Linked DNA regions of Homo sapiens: region 1 is linked to region 2. The links are chromatin loops, found by intact Hi-C in ENCODE. Cell type or tissue: heart left ventricle. All regions are shown on one strand. Links, peaks and the distances in the headings refer to the core of each region. The heading gives the core; the rest is flanking DNA.

Region 1 (8,024 bases), core at 2,676-6,675, 120 kb after region 2:
ATTACCTAACTTTAAAAATGCTCTGATAGGCTGGGTGCAGTGGTTCATGCCTGAAATCCCAGCACTTTGGGAGGCCAAGGCGGGTGGATCACTTGAGGTCAGGAGTTTGAGACCAGCCTGGCCACCAAGGTGAAACCCCATCTTTACTAAAAATACAAAAATTAGCTAGGCATGTAATCTCAGCTACTTGGGAGGCTGAGGAAGGAGAATCGCTTGAACCTGGGAGGCGGAGGTTGCAGTGAGCTGAGATTGTGCCACTGCACTCCAGCCTGGGTGACAGAGGAAGACTTTGTCTCAAAAAAAAAAAAAAAAAAGCTCTGATAGTTTTCATTTGTGGTTGTCTTTTTTTGTAAGGCAGAACACTGGATGCTCTATCCAGGCAAGATTGGTTCTGTTTCAGATAGCATAAAGACCAGTAGGAAAGGTTAAACATATGTACCATGTCTCTAGACTGCTTGTTAAGAGTTGTCATTTTTGCATTGTCCAAATATTCTGCCCATTATTTTTATTGAATTTTTTTAATTATTGTGTTGAAGAGTTCTTTATGTCCTGAAAACAAGTCCTTCATCAGATGTTTGTTTTGCAAATATTTTCTCCAAATTTGTGGTTCGTCTTTACATTTTTATAACACTATCTTTTGAACAGCAAAAGTTTAAAATTTTAATAAAGTGTTATTTTTTTTTCTTTTATCGTTTGTGTTTTTAAGCATCATATATAAAAACTCTCCGTCAGTGAGAGGTTGGCAAACTAACGACCTAATTCAGCCCACTACTTGTTTTTGTAAATAAAATGTTATTTGAATATAGCTGTGAACATTTGCTTATGTATTGTCTATGGCTGCTTTCATGCTACAATGGCAGAGTTGGGTAGTTTCAGCAGAGACTGTTTGGCTCTCTGCAGGATAAGTTTACCAACCCCTGGGCTAACCTGCAATCCCAAAGATTTTCTTCTATGTTTTCCTAAGTTGTATAGTTTTGAATTTTTTCTATTTAGGTCTATTAATTTTTGTGTAAGACATGAGGTGTGGGTTGAGGCTTTTGTTTTTGTTTTTGTTTTTGTTTTGGCATATGGACTGCCAATTGTTCCTGCACCATTTGTTGCAAGACAGTTCTCTTTCTATTGAGTTACCCTGGTACTTTTGTTTGAAATCAGTTGACCATAATATGTAGATTTATTTCTGGACTATCCCTTCTATTCCATTATCTTTGTGTTTATCCTTATGGCAGAATCACAATGTCTTAATTGCTGTAGCTTTATGGAAAGTCTTGAAATCAGTGAATCTAAGTCTTCCAACTTTGTTCTTCTTTTTGAAAAGTGTTTTGACTATTCTGGTTTCTTTGCATTTTCATAAAATTTTAGAATCAGCTTGTCAGTTTTTTTAAAAAGCCTGCTGGGATTTTAATTGGATTTACATTAATTTGGGGGAAAATTGACATCTTAACAATATTGATTGATCTGATATTTGAAAATAATGTATCACCAATTATTGAGGTCTTTGATTTCTCACTGTGCTTCATATATATTATATATATATATATATATATATATATATATATTTTTTTTTTTTTTTTTTTTTTTTTTTTTTTGAGATGGAGTCTCGCTCTGTTGTCCAGGCTGGAGTGCAATGGCATGATCTCAGTTCACTGCAACGTCTGCCTCCTAGGTTCAAGCAATTCTCCTGCCTCAGCTCCCGAGTAGCTGGGACTACAGGCATGTGCCACCACACCCAGCTAATTTTTTGTATTTTTAGTAGAGACGGGGTTTCACTATGTTAGCCAGGATGGCCTTGATCTCCTGACCTCGTCATCTGCCTGCCTTGGCCTCCCAAAGTGCTGGGATTAAAGGCGTGACCCACCGCTCCCGGCCTGTGCTTTATATTTTTGAGCACAAAAATCTTGCATTTATTTTGTTATATTCTATCTCTTTTTAATGTTTATACAATTGCTACTATTTTGTGAACTTATTTCTAATTATTCGTTACTACCACTAGAAGTACAATGTAATTTTGTGTGTTGACCTTGTCTTCTGCAATTTTGCTTAATTCATTTAGTAGTTTTAATAGTAGAAATTTATTAGATAAATTCAGTAGATTAATCCTTTGGGATTTTCTATATAGACAGTCTTGTCATTTGTGGAAAAAAACAGTTTTGTTTCCCCTTTTAAAATCCATCTTCTGGCTTTTATTCCTTCTTGCATCACTGTACTGACAGTGTAATACAATACAGTACATTGTTGAATAGGAGTGGTGAGAGCAGACGTTCATGTCTCGTTCGTCATCTTAGGAGACAACGTTTAATCTTTTGTGATTATGTATAATGTTAGCTATAGATTTGTTATAGATACGTAGGTTGAGGATGTTCTCTTCTGTTTCTAGTTTTCTGAGAGTTTTGAATCATGAATGATGTGGAAGTTTTTCAAATGCCTTCTTTTTTTTTTTTTGAGGCAGGGTCTCACTCTGTCGCCCAGGCTGGAGTGCAGTGGGCGATCTTGGCTTACTGCAGCCTCCACCTCCCAAGTTCAAGTGATTCTCCTGCCTCAGCCTCCCGAGTAGCTGGGATTACAGGTGTGCGCCACTACACCCAGCTAATTTTTGTATTTTTAGTAGAGACGGGGTTTCACCTTGTTGGCCAGGCTGGTCCCAAACTGCTGACCTCAAGTGATCTGCCCACTCGGCCTCCCAAAGTGCAGGGATTACAGGCGTGAGCCACTTTGCCCAGCACAAATGCCGTTTTTTTCCCCATTAATTAAGATGATCATTTATTTTTCAGTCTGTTAATGTGGCGTATTACATTGATGGATTTTCTTTCATATGTTGAACCAACATTGCATTCTTGGGATAAATGGCATTTGGCTAGGATATATATTTCTTTCAGTATATTGGCTAGATTCATTTGGTTAAGATATTTTCCATCTATGTTCATCAAAGTATGATGGTCTGTAGTTTTCTTGTAGTTTGTTTTGGTCTGATTTTTGTATTAGGGTCAATACTATATTCTCATAAAATGAATTGAGAAACGTTTTCTTCTTGTTTCTGGAAGAGTTTTTGTAATATTGGTATGATTTCTTCATTAAATGTTTAGTAGAATTCACCAAGGGAGCCTTTGTCATGGAAGTGTTTTCTTGAGAAGGTTTTAAATTATGAGTTAAGGAATTGGTACGTTTTATCTAAGTTGTGGAGTTTATTGCCATAAAATTGTTCAGAATATTCCCTAATTATCCCTTTAATAGCTATAAAATCTCTAGTGATGTCTCCTTTTCATTACCAATGTAGGTAATTTGTGGCTTCTCTCTTTTTTTGATCACTCTGGTTAGAAATTTATTTAGTTTCATTGAACTTTTCAAAGAATTAGATTTGTGTTTCATAGATACCTCTATGTTTTGTTTTCAATTTTTTTTCTTCAAATTGCTTTGTATTTAATTTACTCCTTTTTCTACCTCCTTAAGGTGGAGGCTTAAATTATTGATTCAAGACCTTACTTGTTTTGTAATGTAAGCATTTCATGCTGTAAGTTTCTAAAAACTACTTTAGTAGTATCCCTGATTTTTTGTTTGTTTGTTTTTGTTTTTTGTTGTGTTTTTTGTTTTTTCAGGAGCAGAGGTTTAATAGGCAAGAGAAAGAGAAAGGAAAACAGCTCTCTCTCTAATGAGAGAGAGGGGACTTCGGAGAGGAAAAGAGGACAGGAGATACGGCAATCGTGGATAGGAAAGGAGGAAATTACGATAGAAAAGTTGGAGATCCTTTTGCTAACACCCCTTTGGGCAGTTGGATGCTGAGGTCAGTCCAGAAACCTTTGACTAATACCAGGGGGTAGCCCCAGCCAGAAATCCTGCTCCAGAACCTCTTCCAGCCTCACACGACAGCTGAATCCTCCGTGAAAGGAAGCTGGTTCAAACATGGCCAACATAGCCAGCAACATGTTGGTGCTGGGGGATTCTCGATGTTCTCCCTAGTAAGTCACACATCCGAGTCTTTAAGAATGGCAACCATGCTGTGTTTTTAATTGGCTGACGGATGCCTGTTACTGATTTGATTTGGCTCTAAAATGGAGGCTGAGAGCCCCAAAATGAAAGGACAGGATTGGAGTCCGCTTCTCTACTTACCGTTTTGATGAATGTTGTACCTTGGTATCCCAGACGAGGTTCCCAATATGAAGCGTCTACGTTGTCTGGGGTAAATACCCGGAGTTTGTCATCTCACACCAGGAAAATTTAGGACACAGACACACACGAGGAGTTTAGGAGCGGAGGTTTAATAGGCAAGAGAAAGAGAAAGAAAAAGAAAGGAAAACAGCTCTCTCTCTAGTGAGAGAGAGGGGACTTCCGAGAGGAAAAGGCCCTCCCCACAAACGTTGATATTTTCTCTTTTAATTTTCACTCAATTAAAAGTATTTTCTAATTTTCCTTACTTTTTTGTTTAACCCATGGAGTATTTTAGAAACATGTTGTTTAATTTCCAACTCTTTGGTATTCTTAATCTATCTTTGAGTTATTAATTTTAATTTAATTCCATTTTGGCCAGAAAAAATACATTATTTGATTTTAAGTATTTTAAATATCTTAAAGTTTGTTTTACGGGCCAGAATACGGTCCATGTTGGTGAATATTCCATGTGCTCCTGAAAAGAACATAGTTTTTGCTCGTGTAGAGTGTTCTGTAAATGTCCAGTTTGATCAAGTTAGTTGGTAATGTTTTCAGGTCTTCTGTATCTTAGTTATTTTCTGTCTTCTTGTTCTATTGATTAATAACAGGAGTATTCATATCGATAACTGTAATTGTGGATTTGCCTATTTCTCTTTACAGTCCTATCAGTTTTTGTTTCATTTAATTTGAAGTTGTATTGTTAGATAGTAACACATTTAGGATTGCTATGTCTTCTTAATGAATTGATTCTTTGTAATTACATAGTGTTCCACTTTATTACTGGAAATATTTCTTGTTCTGAGGTTTGTTTTGTCGATATTGTATCAGTTCTGTCTTTCCTTTCTATTCTATCCTTTTTACTTAACTTTTCTCTTCGTATTTAAAGTGGGTACCTTGTAGATAGGATGTAGTTGGATCTTGTTTTAAACATTTGATCTCATAATTTATTCTTTTAATTAGTAAGCTTAGATTATTTCTACTTAGTTATTGATGTTTGGATTTAAATGTACCATCTTGCTAGTCTTCTGAATTTTGGGCCTTTTTTGTTTATTTTTTCCTCTTTATTTTATTTTCAGTTCCAGGATACACGTGCCAGATCTGCAGGTTTGTTACACAGGTAAACATGTTCCATGGTGGTTTGCTGCACCTATCAACCCATCACCTAGGTGTTAAGCCCAACATGCATTAGCTATTTATTCTGATACTCTCTCTTCCCCCGCCCCCCTGACAGGCTCCAGTGTGTATTCCCCTCCCTATGTCCATGTGTTCTCATATGTTCAGATCCCAATTACAAGTGAGAACATGCGGTGTTTGGTTTTCTGTTCTTGCGTTAGTTGCTGAGGATAATGGCTTCCAGCGCCATCCATGTACCTGCAAAAGACATGATCTCATTCTGTTTCATGGCTGCATAGTATTCCATGGTGTATATGTACCACATTTTGTTTAGTCTATCATTGATGGGCATTTGGGATGATTCCACATCTTTGCTATTGTGAATAATGCTACAGTGAACATACGCTTGCATGTTTATGGTAGAATGATTTATATTCCTTTGGGTATATCCCAAGTAATGGCATTGCTGGGTCAAATTTATAAGAAAAAGGCAACCCCATTAAAAAGTGGGCAAAGGACATGAACAGACACTTCTCAAAAGAAGACATTTATGTGGCCAACAAACGTATGGAAAAAAGCTCAACATCACTGGTCATTAGAGAAATGCAAATCAAAATCACAGTGAGATACCATCTCATGCCAGTCAGGATGGCTATTATTAAAAAGTCAAGAAACAACAGATGGTGGTGAGACTGTGGATTAATAGGAACACTTTTATGCTGTTGGTCAGAATGTGCATTAGTTCAACCATTGTGGAAGACAGTGTGGCGATTCCCCAAAGACCTAGAACCAGAAATTTTTTCTTCTTTTCTTGCCTTGTATTGAATTAATCATTTTCCATGATTCCACTTTATCTCTACTCTTAGCTACTTATTTACCTAGTGCTTGCTCTAGGCCATTGTTCCTAAACCTTGATACTATTGATATTTTGGGCCAGATAATTCATTGTTGTTGTTGGGTTGGGGGGGGTGGCTATCCTGTATGTATTGTAGGATTTTTAGCAGCATCCTTGGTGTCTGCCTACTAGATGAGAGTAGCAGCCACGCCCCATTCCCAATTGTGACAACCAAAAATGCCTTCAGACTTTGCTAAATGTTTTCATGGGGGTAGCAACGGTGGGTTGGGGCGGGAATTGCCCTTGGTTGAGAACTGCTACTCTAGAGTTTAAAAGATATATCTTTAACTTATCACATTCTTCCTTTAAATAATATTATGCCACTTTATATGTCATATAATAACTTTACAGCACTGTACTTCAATTTTGTATCTCCCCTTTTTATGCCATGTTGTTACACATTTTACTTCTATATGTTACTAACCCTACAATGCAGTCTTATTAATTTTTGCTTTAGTTGGTGAATAATCTACGGTGAACAAAGTAAGAAAAAGTAGTCTTTTATATTTATCTTCCAATGCTCTTCGTCTTTGCTACCCCCTCCCCCTCCTCCTCCTGCTCCTCCTCCTCTTCTTCCTCTTCTTCTTCTTCCTCCTTCTCCCCTCCCTTCCCCCTTTTTTGGTAGATCCAGATTTTTACCTGGTACTATACTTCTGCCTGAAGAACTGCCTTTAATATATTTTGTGTCTGCAGGGAGTGAATTATCTCAGGTATTATTAGTTCAAAAAAAGCCCTTTATTGTCGAAAAGTATTTTTGCTGGTTATTGAATTCTATACATAGAACTGAATTCTATGTTCAGCTTTTTTTTCTTTCAATCCTTGAAAGGTATATACTCTATTCTCTTTTGGCTTGCATACTTTCCTGATAAGAAGTCTTCTGTAATTTTAATCTTTGTTCTTTGTGATATTTTTTTCTCTCTCTAACTTTGCGATTTTTATCTTCATTTTCAGCAGTTTGACTATGATATATCCATGTATGTTTGGTGTGTGTGCTTTTGGTGTTTATTATGAAGGGTTCCTTGGAATTTTTTGGATCTCTGGTTCATTTTCCCAAAATGAACCCTTGGGTTCATTTTGGGAAAATTCTTGGCCATGATCTCTTCCATATTTTTTGTCTCCATTATTTTTTTTTCTTCTCCTGGGAGTAATAGACATTCTGATATAATTCCACAGCTCTTGAATACTCCAAACTGTATTTTTCCCCCACTCTTTTTAACTTTGGTTTCATTCTGGATTATTTTTATTGACCTGTATGCAAGTTCACTTGTTCTTTCTTCATCCCTGTCCAGGCTACTGTTGAGCCAGTCAAAGTGCTGCTGAACTTAACTAAGTTTGTTTGCCTGTGTGCAACGGAAAACTGTATTAGTCCATTTTCACGCTGCTGATAAAGACATACCCGAGACTGGGAAGAAAAAGAGATTTAATTGGACTTACAGTTCCACATGGCTGGGGAGGCCCCAGAATCATGGCGGGAGGTGAAAGGCACTTCTGAAATGGTGGTGGCAAGAGAAAATAAGGAAGAAGCAAAAGTGGAAACCCCTGATAAAACCCATCAGATCTCATGAGACTTATTCACTATCACGAGAATAGCACAGGAAAGACTGGCCCCCATAATTCAATTACTTCCCCCTGGGTCCCTCCCACAACATGGGGGAATTCTGGGAGATACAATTCAAGTTGAGATTTGGGTGGGGACACAGTCAAACAATATCAAAAGCGAAACACCGAAGCATCAGGTTTTTGTAGAGGGAAAAGTTTATTGCAAGGCCACCAAATTAGGAGACAGGAGAGTGGCTCAAATCTGTCTCCTGAGCTGGGGCATGTTTTATAGTCAGAGAGTAATGAAGCATGATCTAATTGGATCTTGCGATGAGGT
Region 2 (8,024 bases), core at 2,445-6,444:
TGTAAAGACAGGGTTTCCTCATTTTACTCAGGCTGGTCTCCAACTCCACGGCCCAAGTGATCTGCCCACCTCGGCCTCCCAAAGTGCTGGGATTACAGGCGTGAGACATGGCACCCAGCCCCTACCCATGGTTTTCCGTTTATCATCAGGTATTGAAAAGTTCAGTCCAATCAAATATCAAAATTTTAATTTCTTATCCAAATTAAAGTTCTCCCTGTCACTAGTGTGAGCAAACTTAGGCTTGCAAGCATATAGGGAAGAAGGGGGTTCCAGTCATTGTCTTCTCTTTGTTTCTCCTCCTCTTGCATTAGCTGGGCCCAGGAGAGAGGGGATTAAATAAACAGAGGCCTTCAGTGGCTCTTGAGTTGTAATCACAGCACCCTTGGTAAGTAGCAGATCTAACGGGTATTTCTCTAGTGAGGTGCTTTTGAGAATTTGTTTAGAGACCCTTCCTCCTTTGGCCCTCCTACTAAGCATTCCCTTGACTTGGACAGTGCCCATTTTAGCTAGGCTCTTCCATTCTCCCCTTTATGACTTGAATTCCAGTTGACCATCCCGCATAGTGTTTCTTATGTTGGAATCATCCAGAAGGTCCTCTTAGATAGGGTCTGTAAGATGACTCAAGTCCAGCTTTCTTCCTCATGTCCCCCTGGCACAAACTTCCCCACTGTTTCTGCAAGTGTGGCTTGTTCCTTCTGGGTCCCCTGGCTTTGCTCTACTGCCACCCACCAGCCTTCCACTCAAGAACTTTTTCCACTGATATCAGAACGCAGCCTCTCTGTCCCTTCTCTTAGGAAGCCTGGAGATGGGTGAAGGTCTAACCATGGCAGAACTGGCACAAGGCCACTCTCTTTGCAAGTCCTGCCTGGACAGTCTTGTACCTCACTTAGGATGTGGAGGAGGGACTGAAACCTATTGTTCTCAGTTTTGAAGCCTCAGCCAAAACTCTGAGAAAGGAAAAGCCCTATTTTAACATGCTGTTACATTCCTTTAAAAACATCACATATTGTTTTGTTTTGTTTTAATTAACTGTTCCAAGTTTTTTCTTTTCTTTTCTTTTTCTTTCTTTCTTTCTTTTTTTTTTTTTTTTGAGATGGAGTTTCGCTCTTGTTGCCCAGGCTGCAATGCAATGGCGCAATATTAGCTCACTACAACCTCCACCTTCCGGGTTCAAGTAATTCTCCTGCCTCAGCCTCCTGAGTAGGTGGGATTACAGGCACGCGCCAACAGGACGTGCGTCTAGCTAATTGTTGTATTTTTAGTAGAGACAGGGTTTCGCCACGTTGGCCAGGCTGGTCTCGAACTCCTGACCTCAGGTGATCCACCCACCTTGGCTTCCCAAAGTGCTAGGATTATAGGCGTGAGCCACTGTGCCTGGCCCTAACTGTTCCAAGTTTACAATGTTTGATTTTTGAAGTCCAGACTCAGAACAGACATCTAAGTGGATCACTGGACCCCCAGCATTTTGCAAATGAGGAAGTGAAACCCAAGGAAGTTCCCTGATTTATGGAAGATCAAACAGCTGGTAATGACTGAAACAGAACTTGATCCTAGATCTTTGGCTTCCAGATCTTACGTTCTTCCTACCACATTGTCCTGCCTGAAATGCCTCTCCTTAAAGGTACCAGAGACATTTGCTCCTGATAAAGCTACTTGTATGTAAGGGTCAACTGAAAATAATATAAACTTTTAATGATTTTCAAAAAGCCTAGAGCTGGGTGCACTGGTGTACGCCTGTAGTCCCAACTACTCAGGAAGCTGAGCACAGCCCAGGAGTTTGAATCCAGCCTGGGCAACATAGCACAACCCCATCTCTGTTTTTGTTTTTTTGTTTTGTTTTGTTTTGTTTTGTTTTGTTTTTTAATTAAAAAAAGCCTATGAACTAGATGCTGTGATTATGGTGATTATGGATGATTTTAATTTTTGGTTTATCTACGTTTTCTAAGCTTTCTATGAAGATTATATATTTCTCTTATTGTAAGGAAAAACATAAAATTACTCTTTTTCTTGTAGGTCTCTATTTTAGAAAGTAATTCCATATAAATGAAAACAAAACTGCATCTATCCAGCTTTTGGAAAGTCTGTTTGAGTAGAATAATAAGACCTGACGTAGGGTCCTGGCTCTTGTTAACTGTGTAACCTTGAGTTAGTCCCTTGACCTTTGGGATTCATTTTATTAAATGTAATACGGGGAGCCGGGATGGTATAAAATCTGAGCTGTTTTCTAATTCTGAAAATAAAAATTTTTTCTTAGAAGGCTTGTAAGGAGCAATTATGAAAACTTACATGAAAAGTCTCAAAATATACAGCTTCGTGTACATTTTATGGCAATAAAGGACCGTGACTTCTCATCATTCTCTACCATGAGCCTTCCAGTCAAGTGAGATCAGCTGTGTCATTTTACCCAAGTAAAGCACTTCTGACTTTGAAGACCCTGGAAGTCTTCACTGATGCTCAAGTCCTACCTCCTCGGTGAAGTCTCCCTGACTACTCCAGCCCTAATCGGCCCACCTCCCAGTCCCTACAGACTTTGAGCCTACACTACACAGTTTAGCTAATCATTTGATGCTCTTCTGTGTTGTACACTGTGATTTCCTGTGTATTCAAGTTTTATTTAAAAGACAGAGTCTTGCTCTGTCACCCAGGCTGGAGTGCAGTGGCATGATCCTAGCTTCCTGTAGCCTCAAACTCCTGGGCTCAAGCAATCCTCCTGCCTCAGCCTCCCGAGTAGCTGGGACTACAGATGCATGCCACCGTGACAGGATCTTGCTGTGTTGCCCAGACTGGTCTCAAACTCCTGAGCTCAAGCAGTCCTCCTAAAGCACTGGGATTACAGGCATGAGCCACTATGCCCAGCCCGTATTTGTTTTTTTTTCTCCAAGCCATTGCCTGCAGACAGCAGCCATGCTCGCTGTCTCTGTTTTTCCCCTATCCTTGCTCAACCTAGGCTGAGCCCTCCCAGGGCCCTCTGTGTATGTTTGTTAGTGAGGAAGTGTCTGTTAGAAGAAAGGGTCTGAAAGGTTCAATTAGAGACTCAAGATCTGTGGGGTTCCCAGCTGTCCCTGGAGCAAGGTACCCTTGACAGCCAGTCTATGGTCTATGAGAGCGTGAAGTTGATTCCTTTTCCTCCAGCTTCCTTTGGGTCTTTCCCCAACCTGGCCTTGGGCAAGGCTGACTCTGGGTTGCTTTTCTGTTGCTGTTACTCCCTGGAATTGGACCCATAGTTTGAGCCTCCTCTGGAAAAGGGATCACAAGTCTCTCCTTACACTGCTGGCTCCAGGTCACCTCCTGTAGGCCAGGCCTGGGGGGTGGAGTTGGCCAGAGCACTAAACTATCTGGGGTATGCTCTGGGCCTCTTGGCTGAGAAGGCCAAAACACTCACCATCAGCTCTGCTATTTTCTCTCTCCCCAGGACCTGGGGAGAAAGGAGGAAGAGCCACTTCTCTTATCACTGTCTTTGGCTGGTCTCATCCATTCCTCTTCCATCCTTCATGCCTCCTCCTCTCTCTGTGTCATGGTCCCCATTTTTTTCTCCCTGATCACTGTCCCTCTGACAGTGTTTCTGACTTCCAGAGTTCATTTTGAGGCCTCTCTTCCTCATCTTCTCTCCTTTCCCACCTAGACCGAGCTCTTGTCAGCCCACCTTTCTGTTTCTGGCTGTTTCCACTGTTGTTCCCTGTCCGCAGAGCAAACGGGGCAGGGAGGCGATGCCACCCTTGTGGGCCCGGCAGGGAGCTGGGTGATTTTTAAGCGTTTTTCTCATTTTAAGGGCTAGGTGATAGAATGGTTGCCTGAGGCCCCACCTCAGAAGCTGGCCTAGGGTCCCGACAGGAGTTGTCTCACACTCCGTCCCACGGAACTGGGGGTGAGGTGGTGGCAGTGCTGGCATCAGACCATAACATAAAGGGAGTAGCTGAAGCCCTCCGAAGTAGGCCACGCCTGCGCCATTGCACAGTTCGGAGCTCTCCCATCAGCCCTTCCGAGTGCACTGCCTCAAGTCGCACATCCAAAGTGAAATGTGGGTGTTTTAATCACTGAAGAGAATCCTTAATGCTGCTCCTTCAGCACATAGCTGTCTCTCCTGTGCCAGGAACCGCAGGGAGCCTATTGCTTTCCATCCTGAACTGGATCCAGAAGCGTTAGGTGAGGCTCAATACAATTTTCAGTTGTTATCATGGGAGGCCCTTAGAGACGCTTCTCAGTTCTAGCAATTAGCCACACAGGGGTCAACCAAGTGTTCTCAGCTCTAATTAACAGCTGTGTTGAATCTGGGACACATAGAATTCCTTTGGGGACGCACTCTTCAAACAGAAACAAAGCCAGAATAGCAAGCTCTTTCCTCCTTATCAGAGGCTATGAAGTATGAAAATGACTGCTGAGGGGATTCTTAATGAAAATACCGGGAAGCTGAGTGGCCTCCGGGCTGCATGTATGAATTTAAAGGCAAAAAGACAATCTCAGCTTGACTATGAAGTTATCTGCTGGGGCTCAGGAGGCTCTGGGGAGCGCTGGGGGAATTAGGTGCCTCTTAGCTCCACTCCCAGAGCCCGGTACACCCAGCAGGCTACATGATAATCATCACCACACAAATCAAAGGCTTGATCTCTGGCTTCAAAAGGAAAAGGAACAGGAACAGGATACTCTCTGTTGGGACTCCTGCTCTGAGCGGGAACTATGCTGATGCCTGTTCAAGTTGTTCCCTGGGTATTTTGGCTTCTTGCCCTGCCTGACAGCTGCAGGAGTTCTGTAAGAAATCTGAGGGAGAATTTCCTTTGCAACCATGACTGAGAACCCAGGATCAAGAGCTTTGCAGACAGAAAAGACATTACCCTTCGAATATCCCAAGCCATCTATTAGGGTCAGCAAGCAGCCGGCAAAAAGCGGGGCAGCTGGTGGTCCAGCCCTGGGTGGAGAAAGTGGATTCCATCGGGAAACAGCCAGTTGAAGTTTTCTTTACTAACTGAGAGCAAATGCACCGAGGCATTTAAAAATAAGCATATGTTCATACTGGAATATTTCAAATGAACAGAAACAACACCTAAGGCCCAGATCGATAAATATTAACTTTGTGACACATTTACTTCACAACTTTTTCTAAACAATTTGGTATACATTAAAACCTACCCCTTCTTCCCCTGGCTCCACTCCCCACTCCCATCCTGAAGTTAGTAGGTATTTTTCTATGTAAACCACAACCAGGGGTTTATATTCTTCTTCTTCTTTTTTTTTTTTTTTTTTTTTTTTTGAGACAGAGTCTCGCTCTGTTGCCAGGCTGGAGTGCAGTGGTGTAATGTTGGCTCACTGCAACCTCCACCTCCCGGTTTCAAGTGATTCTCCTGCCTGAGCCTCCCAAGTAGTTGGGACCACAGGTGCACGCCACCATGGCCAGCTAATTTTTGTATTTTCAGTAGAGACGAGGTTTTACTATGTTGGCCAGGATGGTCTCGATCTCCTGACCTTGTGATCTACCCACCTTGGCCTCCCAAAGTGCTAGGATTACAGGCGTGAGCCACCGCGCCCGGCCTATGTTCTTACTACATACCGGTGTATCTATAAACAAAGATATCCTTCTCTTTGTTTTTGAAATGTAAGTGGTATCATTTTGTACTTCTCTTTTTGCAAAGTGTTTTTATTTCCCTCACCATGTTTCAGAATCAGCCACATTAATATATGTAAATCTTTGAAAATTTATTTTTTTTTTGGGACAGAGTCACGCTCTGTTACCCAGGCTGGAATGCAGTGGTGCGATCTCAGCTCACTGCAACCTCCACCTCCTGGGTTCGAGCAATTCTTCTGCCTCAGCCTCCCAAGTAGCTCGGACTACAGGCTCATGCCACCATGCCTGGCTAATTTTTGAATTTTTAGTAGAGACAAGGTTTTGCCATGATGGCCAGGCTGGTCTCGAACTCCTCACCTCAGGTGATCCTCCCACCTTGGCCACCCAATATGCTGGTATTACAGGGGTGAGCCACCACGCCCAGCCAATACATGTAAATCGAACACATTCATTTTTTTAACTTTAAAAATATATTTTATTATGTGACTATATCAAAAAGTATTCATCCATACTCTTATTGAAAGACATTAAGTAATTTAATTTGGGGGGTAATCACAAACATCGTTGCAATGAATAGTCTTATATGTGTCTCTTGGGGGGTGGGGGAGTTTTGGGGGTTTTTTTGAGACGGAGTCTTGCTCTGTCACTCAGGCTGGAGTGCAGTGGCACAATCTCGACTCACTGCGACCTCTGCCTCCCAGGTTCAAGCGATTCTCCTGCCTCAGCCTCCCGAGTATCTGGGATTACAGGCATGCACCACCAAGCCCAGCTAGGTTTTGTATATTTAGTAGATACGGGGTTTCACCATGTTGCTCAGGCTGGTCTCGAACTTCTGACCTCGTGATCTGCCCACCTCGGCCTCCCAAAGTGCTGGGATTACAGGCATGAGCCACCGAGCCCAGCTGGAGATATTTTTCTTGGGGCAATTGTTCTCAAAGTTTTGCTTTTGGGATCGTTTTATACTGTTAAAATTATTAAGGTCCCCAAGTAGCTTTTTTTGACGTGGATTATATCCATTGATATTTATAGTGTTCAAAATTAAAATTGAGAAATGTGAAAATATGTATTTATTAATTCATTTAAAAATCATAAACCCATCATATTTTAACACAAATAACATGCTTTTTAATGAAAAAAACTATATTTTACCAAACCAAGAAAATTAATGAGAAGAGGGGCATTGTTTTATATTTTTGTAAATCTCTTTCATGTCTGGCTTAATAGAAGTCAGCTGCAAGTCTCATATCTGCCTCTGCTTTCAATGTGTTGCAACATGTTGTCTGGTTAAAGTATATAAAGAAATGCAAGCCTCACACAGATAGGCAGTTGTGAAAGAGAATAGTATTTTAATAGCCTCAGTAATTTGATTTATCAAAAAAACTAAATCAAAAGTTAGCAAATAATAGTTTCTTAAAGATTAGCTGCAAAGTGGAATCTGAAATCATATCAATGTATTTCTCATGCTCTATCATGTTAAAACCTATTGATCTTTCATGGTCATTTCGAAAATATTGGTTTGCTGAATTATACATGTCTTACAAATGTTGACAGATTTCATTCTACAGTATCAAAAACCCACATTTATTTATAGCACCACTGATTTAACCATAAAGGTTTTTAAAAATTGGGAAACCATCAAGTTCATGGTGGTGGACATAAGTTTTCCAAAAATCTAATTTTTGCTTGAAAGCTCAAAATTTATCGTTAGCAACAGATGCAGTCGGTCGCTTTCCTTGAAGTGACAGGCTCATTTTGTTCTTTTTTTTTTTTTTGAGAAAAAATGCCTGCCAAGTTCTCAAGTCTGGATAACTATAGTTTGTCAGTCTTTCTTTCAAGTAAAAATAGTGTTCTGTGAAAAAGTGGCTAGTTCAGCTCATAGCCCAAAACAATACACAAGTGGTTTTCCTTGCAAGAAGTACCATCATTCCTTGGTGTGGAAAAGTGCTTTCTGTGTCTTTCCCATTTAATTACACAGAATATTAATATTAAAAAGACATGGGCCAGGCATAGTGGCTCACACCTGTAATCCCAGCATTTTGGGAGGCCAAGGCAGGCAGATCACTTTAGGTCAGGAGTTTGAGACCAGCCTGGTCAACATGGTGAAACCCCGTTTCTACTAAAAATGCAAAAATTAGCTGGGCGTGGTCGCTTGCGCCTGTAGTCCCAGCTACTCAGGAGACTGAGGCAGGAGAATCGCTTGAACCCAGGAGGCAGAAGTTGCAGTGAGCTGAGATTGTGCCACTGCACTCCAGCGTGGGCAACAGAGGGAGACTCTGTCTCAAAAAAAAAAAAAAAAGACATTTACTCAAGAGGCCAGGCGTGGTGGCTCACGTCTGTAATCCCAACACTTTGGGAGGCTGAGCTGGGAAGATCACTTGAGGCCAGGAGTTTGAGACCAGCCTGGTCAACATAGCAAGACCCCATCTCTATTCAATTTATTTATAATAAATTATAAATAATAAATACA

Evidence for each region. A loop is a pair of places that touch in the nucleus more often than their neighbours do. Peaks named below come from ENCODE experiments on the same cell type or tissue, not always from the same donor. Only the 100,000 strongest peaks of a DNase experiment are listed, where the experiment ranks them.
Region 1: a loop joins it to region 2, with 2.2 times the contacts of the local background. A loop is called at or near these places in 7 of 110 quality-filtered maps.

What each region holds. Positions count from the first base shown.
Region 1 is chr2:24,550,799-24,558,822 of GRCh38, forward strand. All of the region lies in intron 1 of NCOA1 (nuclear receptor coactivator 1), which reads left to right. Among named protein-coding and RNA genes, the nearest start is that of NCOA1, 64 kb to the left of the region's middle. In heart left ventricle, for the core only: no CTCF peak of the experiment used is centred there; no DNase peak of the experiment used is centred there.
Region 2 is chr2:24,431,445-24,439,468 of GRCh38, forward strand. All of the region lies in intron 2 of LOC105374329 (a long non-coding RNA gene), which reads left to right. Among named protein-coding and RNA genes, the nearest start is that of NCOA1, 56 kb to the right of the region's middle. In heart left ventricle, for the core only: no CTCF peak of the experiment used is centred there; DNase peaks (open chromatin) are centred at 3,315, 3,937 and 4,738; H3K4me3 peaks cover 779 bases; H3K27ac peaks cover 1,908 bases.